2 separate regions of the Homo sapiens genome follow, and region 1 is linked to region 2. A link is a loop called in an ENCODE intact Hi-C map of the cell type or tissue named here. Cell type or tissue: endothelial cell of umbilical vein. All regions are shown on one strand.

Evidence for each region. Peaks named below come from ENCODE experiments on the same cell type or tissue, not always from the same donor. Only the 100,000 strongest peaks of a DNase experiment are listed, where the experiment ranks them.
Region 1: it touches region 2 in a loop (3.0-fold over the local background); 1 of 110 quality-filtered maps calls a loop at or near these places.

The regions. Positions count from the first base shown.
Region 1 is chr5:52,273,283-52,277,282 of GRCh38, reverse strand. No RefSeq gene overlaps it. Among named protein-coding and RNA genes, the nearest start is that of LINC02118, 270 kb to the right of the region's middle. In endothelial cell of umbilical vein, no CTCF peak of the experiment used is centred here; a DNase peak (open chromatin) is centred at 2,352.
Region 2 is chr5:52,138,486-52,142,485 of GRCh38, reverse strand. No RefSeq gene overlaps it. Among named protein-coding and RNA genes, the nearest start is that of LINC02118, 130 kb to the right of the region's middle. In endothelial cell of umbilical vein, no CTCF peak of the experiment used is centred here; a DNase peak (open chromatin) is centred at 2,215.

The DNA of each region.
Region 1 (4,000 bases), 130 kb before region 2:
GGCTCAATGCTTATCGCACCAATAGATAAAGTTGTAAGTAAGCCAATCCATCTCCCTTGGAGAGCAAGCTCTCACATGGCAGTCATGCTGTGGTTGCCTTGACCTACTTAATTGACTATGTAACTACCTACAGAAATGGTTCAGGATCAATGGATGGTGAGACTTCCAATATAGCATACTCAGCAAAGATGTGTTGAGAGACTTGGGGGCAATGATAGATTGCATCTCCTAAACAGTTTGCTTACAGCAAGAATTTCTGCATTCAAGAAAATCTGCCATTTACCTACACTGTTTACTGGTTTTATGGATTTCAGTAACTCATTCCACCTCTTTACTTCCCCATTTGTAATATGGGATTGAAATCTCAGTCTCCTGCTAATGGGATTGCTTAAAATCAGTCCTGGCATATAGTAAGTGCTAAATACATGTGCACTTCTACTTCAGTGTGATAATATTTTCAGGTTGCTGGAAGAGAATTAGCATGATTAAAATTTTTAAAATGGCAATTGTAGTTTTTCAGAGGTAAGCTAAAATGTGCATGAAGAGTTATTTTGGAGAGCAGAAATCAAGGACCTAATGTGGAAAAGGAAGAGGAAGATGGCAAATATCCCCAAGTGGACACAAAGCCCAAAGAGTCTATGTAAATGGATCATTTGTAGTTTCAATAAGCTTGTATATTTCAGTAAAGAATCAATGCCTATGTCCATCCAATTTCTTGTATATGAGGCGGTTCACTTTTTTTATTTACAAAATTGAGCATTTTCTTTTATGTGGTAACTCTGATTCTTTCTCAAAAATCAATACCTCTGATTTAAAAACTGATATATTGATGTGTAGAAATTTCAGTAAAAGACACAATCTGGTATAGTCCTGAGAAAAATGTGTACATTTATGTCCCCTTTATTTTGTGAAATATTGCATATAATATTACTACTCTGGAATCTTACTATTAATAATAATAAGAATAAAATAATGTTAAGATGGTAGAATTATTGAGTGCTTACTCTGTGCCTGGAATTATTTTCGGTTGTAAGTACTGTGGACAGACTAATTCATTTAATTCTGAAAAATATCATATGAGTGAATGTTAGTGTTACCTAATTTTATAGATCAGGAAATTAAGGCATAGAGTGAGTACACTGTTCAATGTCACACTGCTAGTAAGTAGCCAAACTCTGACTCAGACAGCTGGACTTCAGAAAGCACACATTTAACCAACATCTAAGAAGAAAGACAAAACCTGCTAGCATGTCAAGCAAGCAGATTATTTCTTCTAAAGATGTAATCCACTTTTGATATATATACCTTAGAAATTTATGCATGGGTTTTTCATGCTCAGTAGACCAACCCTTAATGAGCAAATCATTTTGAATAGCCTTTCACAAATTTACTACTAGAACTCCAGTGACCCATTTGCTGACCTGGAAATTTGGTGTCAAAAGATCTTGCTGATCTTTAACCATGCATATCTTATAGATTCTCAGTCTAGTAAAGGGACTTGATAGATTTATGGATTTATTTATTGTAAGTTACTCACAAGAGAGAGAGATTTCATTGTAAAACACTCCCTGGTATTGATTCAGTAAAATGAGGGTGTCATCATTAAACAAATCTTCCTGAATATCTATGCTATTAAAACTAATTGACCACATCTTTTCTGTAAGGAGGTTAGCTGTACATTTCATGTGCTTTCTAAGGAAGGTTTTATCTGGCATTTCTACCCTATTCACATAGTATCTCAGGATGACACCTCTTACTTGAGGCTTCGTGGAGGTTTTCCCCATCTTTGGATAAAAGAAAATCATCCAGAAATGCTCAAAACAACTATGACTTTAAAAATTATTTTTCATTTCAATATATATTATCTATTTAAAATTGTAATTATCTGAACCACTAGAAATCTGATTTTTAAGAAAAAATATTTTATTTATATTATTTTCTATGAAATATTTTGAAATTTTCTTGTCAGTGTTATTAATTTTTCTCAGCTACTTTGTAACAATTCCTCTCTTTGAATAACAACTTAGGGTTGTTGTCCTTGTTCTTTTTTTAAACTTTTAAATTTATTATTATTATTTAATATTTGTGGTTCCATAAAAGAATATCCTTTTTTAAAATTTATTATTATTATTATTATTATTAAATTTATGTGAGTACATAAAAGAATGTCCTGTTTGTTCTTGATTGTTTCTTTGGACGATGATTCTCTAGCTCAATTATTTAAAGTAAAGTAAACTAACTGTTCATCAGGGCTAATACGTTTAGCTAAATCATTCTCTCCCTCTTTATAATAAAAGTGTAAGCTTTGGCATGTAACTCATGGTTTCCTCTATCAGCCATGGAGATGTCAATATTCATATGACTGACTCATTGGATTTCCTGACTTATAAGTGTTTTTATACCTTATCTCTACTTCATTCATACTACTAAAGTTACACTTTTACCACCAGAAACTGCTCTATCATTCCAAATCCTTGAAAAAAGCATGAGATTCTCTGACAAATTATTCCAGAACTCTACTATTTCCATGAGAACTTTCTCTTGACTTCCTCTTGTGAATTTTCTTCTTTCTATCACTCTAGCCCCCTCTTCTAATTTTTATTAGTAACCTGCTTAGGCTCATGATCTATCATTTCAGTAACAATCTTGCTTCTTTATCTTATATTATCAATCTGGAAAAACCATCAGCCTTTCATGAGCAAAAATTTGCTCTCTATTGTCTTGCAGTTGATTATTGCTCAAGAAAATTATGAATTAATATAGATTGGTACCATTGTTAAATTGTGATTACCAAATTCAAATGTTCTTTAATGAGTACAGAAATTCTCTTATGTTTTTCTAATTGACTCTTCAAGCATGCACTGCAAAAGCTATTTCAAAACTTTTTTACTCTTCAAAAAACTCCGATTTTGCCAATCCACCACAGTTACTCCCAACAAATAAGCATGTTTTCAAGATCATGGAAAAAATAGAAGACATGAAACAAACCTCACTCTTTAATTTTGGGCACCTGTGCTTATTTTAGCCTCATTTCCCTTCTTTAAAGAGAGATTATCTTCCTCTCTCTTCCCAATCTTTTCACCATTGCCCTGGATTCTATACATTCTAAATTTCTCCAAGATTAAGAAGGATGGTGATTTACAGGCCTCTTTGCCCTCATTCTGTGTATGGAGACATTTTTAAGGCCAAAGGAGAAAGACACCTGCTTATACTGTATAATGGTGCCTATATTGTGTTGCCCAAGAAAAAGCATAAACATTACTTTGCTAATAATTTTCACATAATTGACCCACAAAGGGCAAGATCAAAATCATGCTCAAATAAGAAATATAACTTACTAAAATGATATTAGACTCTGTTAGCCCTGGAATAACATTCATGTTTGCTTGGTCAAAAGGGGCTTGATTTTTAGATAAACAAGTGAAAACCTAGTCATAACTATCCCTGGTAGAGAAGGAAGCTAGAATGAGAGCATCTGCTCTTACTCTCACTTCTGGGCCTATAGGTCATTTTCTATTTGGAATCACAAGCTGTAAAAGAAAGCCTTCGTGGATACCTGGACTAAGTTGAAATACGTTACTCCGTAAGACACAAAAGGAGACCAAGATTGTATAGGAGAATGGTAGTGGGGGAAGGGAAACACAATGCTCTTAAGGGGAAAACGGATTTCCTAAGGGCAGATGTGGGGCAGCAGATTTGGAAACTTGAAAAGGGGAAATGAGCTAGCAGGAGAGGAGAACTACTCATATGAAGATTCAAGTTTGTGAATCAGGAGGAAATAGTAAAAAATCAAAAGAATCCACTACTTTCTCTATGCTGTATGCTTCTATTGAGAACACTTGAGTCTCCAGTGAACGACTTGGTAACTTGGGCTGTGCTAGGTCTGGATAAATCAATCTAACAAAGGTTTTCAAGAACAGGGATGTAATTAATTGCTTCTTACCCTTCTTGAAGAAACTGGTGGAGACAGAGGCAAAGCTTGCTTGGCTGAGATTTTTTT
Region 2 (4,000 bases):
AAAATATTATAAAAAGCATATTGAAAATCAGTTACAATGTTCCACATAAATCAAAATAGTCCTGAAAATAATAGCAGAAAATAGCCATTGATGATGAAGTTTAAGGACAAGAAGTTTGATGGGTAGGAAGGAGACATACTTAACAGTTTATAGAAAAAAAATCTTTGATTCACCCATGGATTTTCAGAAAAATTTAGTTCAGTCAGCAATGACTCCTGGCAATAGATAGATGTGGTAAAACACACATCTAAAAATATATTAGAAGCCAAAAGTCTTCAATGGATTCAGAATTCTGTCTAAACATTTCTTTATATTTCTGTGTAGGTTTTTAATTACACTGATATATTTGTAGTACTGCGTTAACTTGAAATGATTTTATAAACCTGCCTTTCTAGTATAATTATGTTGATAATATTTAATTTAATTTATATATAGATTCAAACTGTCAATTAAATGCTGGTAATTATTGACTTCCACAAAGGAAACTCTTTTTCGGTAATAACTGCCAATCAAGTATCTTTCTATATCTCTGCTATTTCCTAGGCTGAATTCCACCAAACAGAAATTATGTTATTTGAATAAGGGTTGCAGATTACTTATCATATTATTTGAATACACGTAGAATTACTCCACAAATTGAGGAGGTTGCTTTGGATTTTAATGTCTTTGCTAGGTACTCTCCCTAGGCACAAGCAAAAACAGTCATGGATTTGTTTTCATTTGCCAGTTCAGCTAATTTTGTAAGTGCATACAAATTTATATCTGTAGCACTGAAACATATGTAGTACATTCCAAATTGGATAGACAAAATGAACTTGCCATTTTAAGGGAGCATGACCCTTGCCAAGACTTTTTGGCATTAGGTCTCAGCTAAGGGATCATTATCATTAGATCAAGTGTCTTACTTAATCCCTCATTGTAAATTAATCTCTCTCAAATGGTCACTCTCCATGACATCATTCTATTTGTATTTTATTCATAACTTTTACCAGTGTCATATTTGTTTATGTATTTGTTTTCCTAGGTATTGTCTATCTCCTCCAGTAGAAAGTGTCTTTTCCTCAAGGGCAACGTCTTCTCGTCTTGTTCAACTTCATATCCCTAGCACCTAGAACAATGTCTGGCATAGAGAAAGTGCTCACAATTATTTGTGGCATGAGTAATTCTCCCATCTCACATGTCTGTAAACCACAATACTCAGATCAATTAGTTTAATGGAGATGCCCACAACCTAATTTTTAATCTGACCTACCCAATATAGTCTCGGCACTATTGACATTTTGCGTTGAATTGTTGTTGTGAGGCACTGTCCTGTGCATTGTCCTATGTTTAGCAGCATCCTTGGCCTCTACCTACTACATGCCAGTGACACTCCCTTCCCTTGCCATGGCAATAAAGAATTGCAAAATGTAGCTCCAGGAAGGCAAAATTTCTTGGTTCAAACCAATGAAATACAAAGATGTCTGTCTTGCAGACCAATCACATTTAATCTTTGTATCAACTTGATCTCATAAGCATTTTCTATATTGTTTATTGAGAACTTAGTTCGCCTAATCAAGACACTCGAAAACACAAATTTCTCCATATACTCTCTTATTCCCACCTTTAAACCACCACCAAATTCTTTTCATAGTTCATTCATAATATCTTTTCATTCTCATTGAGAGTTATGTTTCAAGCTTTTTTCAACATTTCCTTGAATGACTGTATTTCCTTGGTATGACTGATTAATTTACCTAATGAAAACTTGGAACAGTTTCATGCCTTAATCCTGTGTCTTAGTCCATTTGTGTCGCTATAAAGGAATACCTAAGGATCAGTAATTTATAAAGAAAAGAGGTTTATTGGCTCACGGTTCTGCAGGCCATACAAGAATCATGACACCAGCATCTGTTTCTGGTGAGGGCTTCAGGATACTCCACTCATAACAGATGGCAAAGAGGAAGGAGCGTGTGCAGAGATCACATGGCAAAAGAATAGAACAAGAGAGGAGGGAGGTGCCAGGCTCTTTTAAACAATCAGCTGTGAAGGGAACTAATAAAGCGAGAACTTACTCATTACCACTAGGATGGCATCAAGCCAATCATGAAGGATCCACTGCCAAGATACAAACACCTCCCACCAGACCCCACCTCCAATAGTGGGGATTAAATTTAACATGAGACTTGGCAGACCAGATAAACCATATGCAAACCATAGCACCTTGTCTCAGCAAGCTTGGGTAGCATGGTTATCAGAAGAATCTGGTACAGCTGATATAGCTATGCAGCCTGTCATTTCCAGTGTTTCCTGTTCTCTTTTCTAACAAAAAGCTAATAATTTTCTCTTTGTCTCTGGGACTGTGGTACACTTTAGTCATTTCTTCATAGGAATGGACTTTATGCCATTTTATTGTGAGTGACTCTCACACCACCCACTGGCTCATAGGACTCTTGATTATTCATTAATCATTTTAATTTCTATGCTTGCCACTGTTGAGATTTTCCACATTTCTTGAAGCCAGAGAGTCAAGTACAATTAACTTTATTTTATTGAAAGCAAATTATTTCGACTTTACTCTTTAAATTCCATCCTGTGACAATAGATGTTACATTACTGATTGACTGGAAATCAATGATATTTGGGCAATATCCTGAGATGATTTAAGAGAAGTACGTTGAAAGTCTCCTACTTTCTGCCTCAACAGAAGAAAAAAAAAAGTCAGTTTATAATCGTTTGCAACTTCCAGAATATCCTTAGTTGTACAAAAAGGTGACATTTTTAAATTCTTGATATCAATGCCTTCATGCACATGTGCCTACACACACAGACACACTACATTTTTATACACCAAAATAATCAAAATGCATACTTAAATGGTTATTTTCTTCAACTCTAAGAAAAAAAGAAATGGTTGCAACAAATCATCTGTACTAATAAGGAACAAAGTAAAATTGTTTTGTTGCACAGTGGTAATAGATTGATTTAGCAGCTGTTTCTTAAGCTTTATTTTTGACATATTCTGGCTGGATGTACTACTTTTTTTTTTATTTTTTATTTTTATTTTTTTGATACAGAGGCTTTGCTCTCTTGCCCAGGCTGCAGTGCAGTGGCATGATCTCAACTCACTGCAACCTCTGCCTCTGAATTCAAGTGATTCTTCTGCCTCAGCCTCCCAAGTAGCTGGGACTACAGGCATGCACCACCATGCCCAACTAATTTTTTTATTTTTAGTAGAGATGGGGTTTCATCATATTGGCCAGGCTGGTCTCGAGCTCCTGACCTCATGATCTGACTGCCTCGGCCTCCCAAAATGCTGGGATTACAGGTGTGAGCCACTGTGCACAGAATGGATGTACTACTTTACAGTCATTTTGTAACTTGAAAACTACATTTTTTAAATTTTTCACTTGTATGTATTCACTGTGTTGCAAAATAAAAATTAACTTATTAATTTTCCAAAGAGGAGACATAAGTAAAATTATATTGTCCATTTTGAGACATTTCCTAGGTAGAAAGTAAAATCTCCTAAAATTTTATAAACACAATTAAATGACCAACAAAAACAAAAACTTCAAAATACACTTGAAAGTTAGGTTTACAAAATTTATCTTTATATTTTGTATCAGTAAAATATGTTAATCTGAATCATTTCATTAAAATAAGACTTAGAGGTAGATTTCTCCAATTTCTGTGATCACTTCTATTATACTGTTAAGAGTCAATGATTAAGTTAATTAGCTTGATTGGATCTTTCTACAAGGTACACATTAATCAAAACTATACATCATACCCCATAAATATACACAATTATTATTTTTCAATTAATAATAAATTAATTTTAAGAATGTTTTTCTAAAAGAGTCAATGACTGTATTTTTATGAGATTTAAAATATTTTTAAATTTATGTGCTCATTTTAAAATTTAGATTCATCTATAATATTTTAAATTAAAGAATAAAACAATTTAAGATCTTATTCCAAAAAAGATGAGAAAATAACTAATATTTTTAAATGGAAA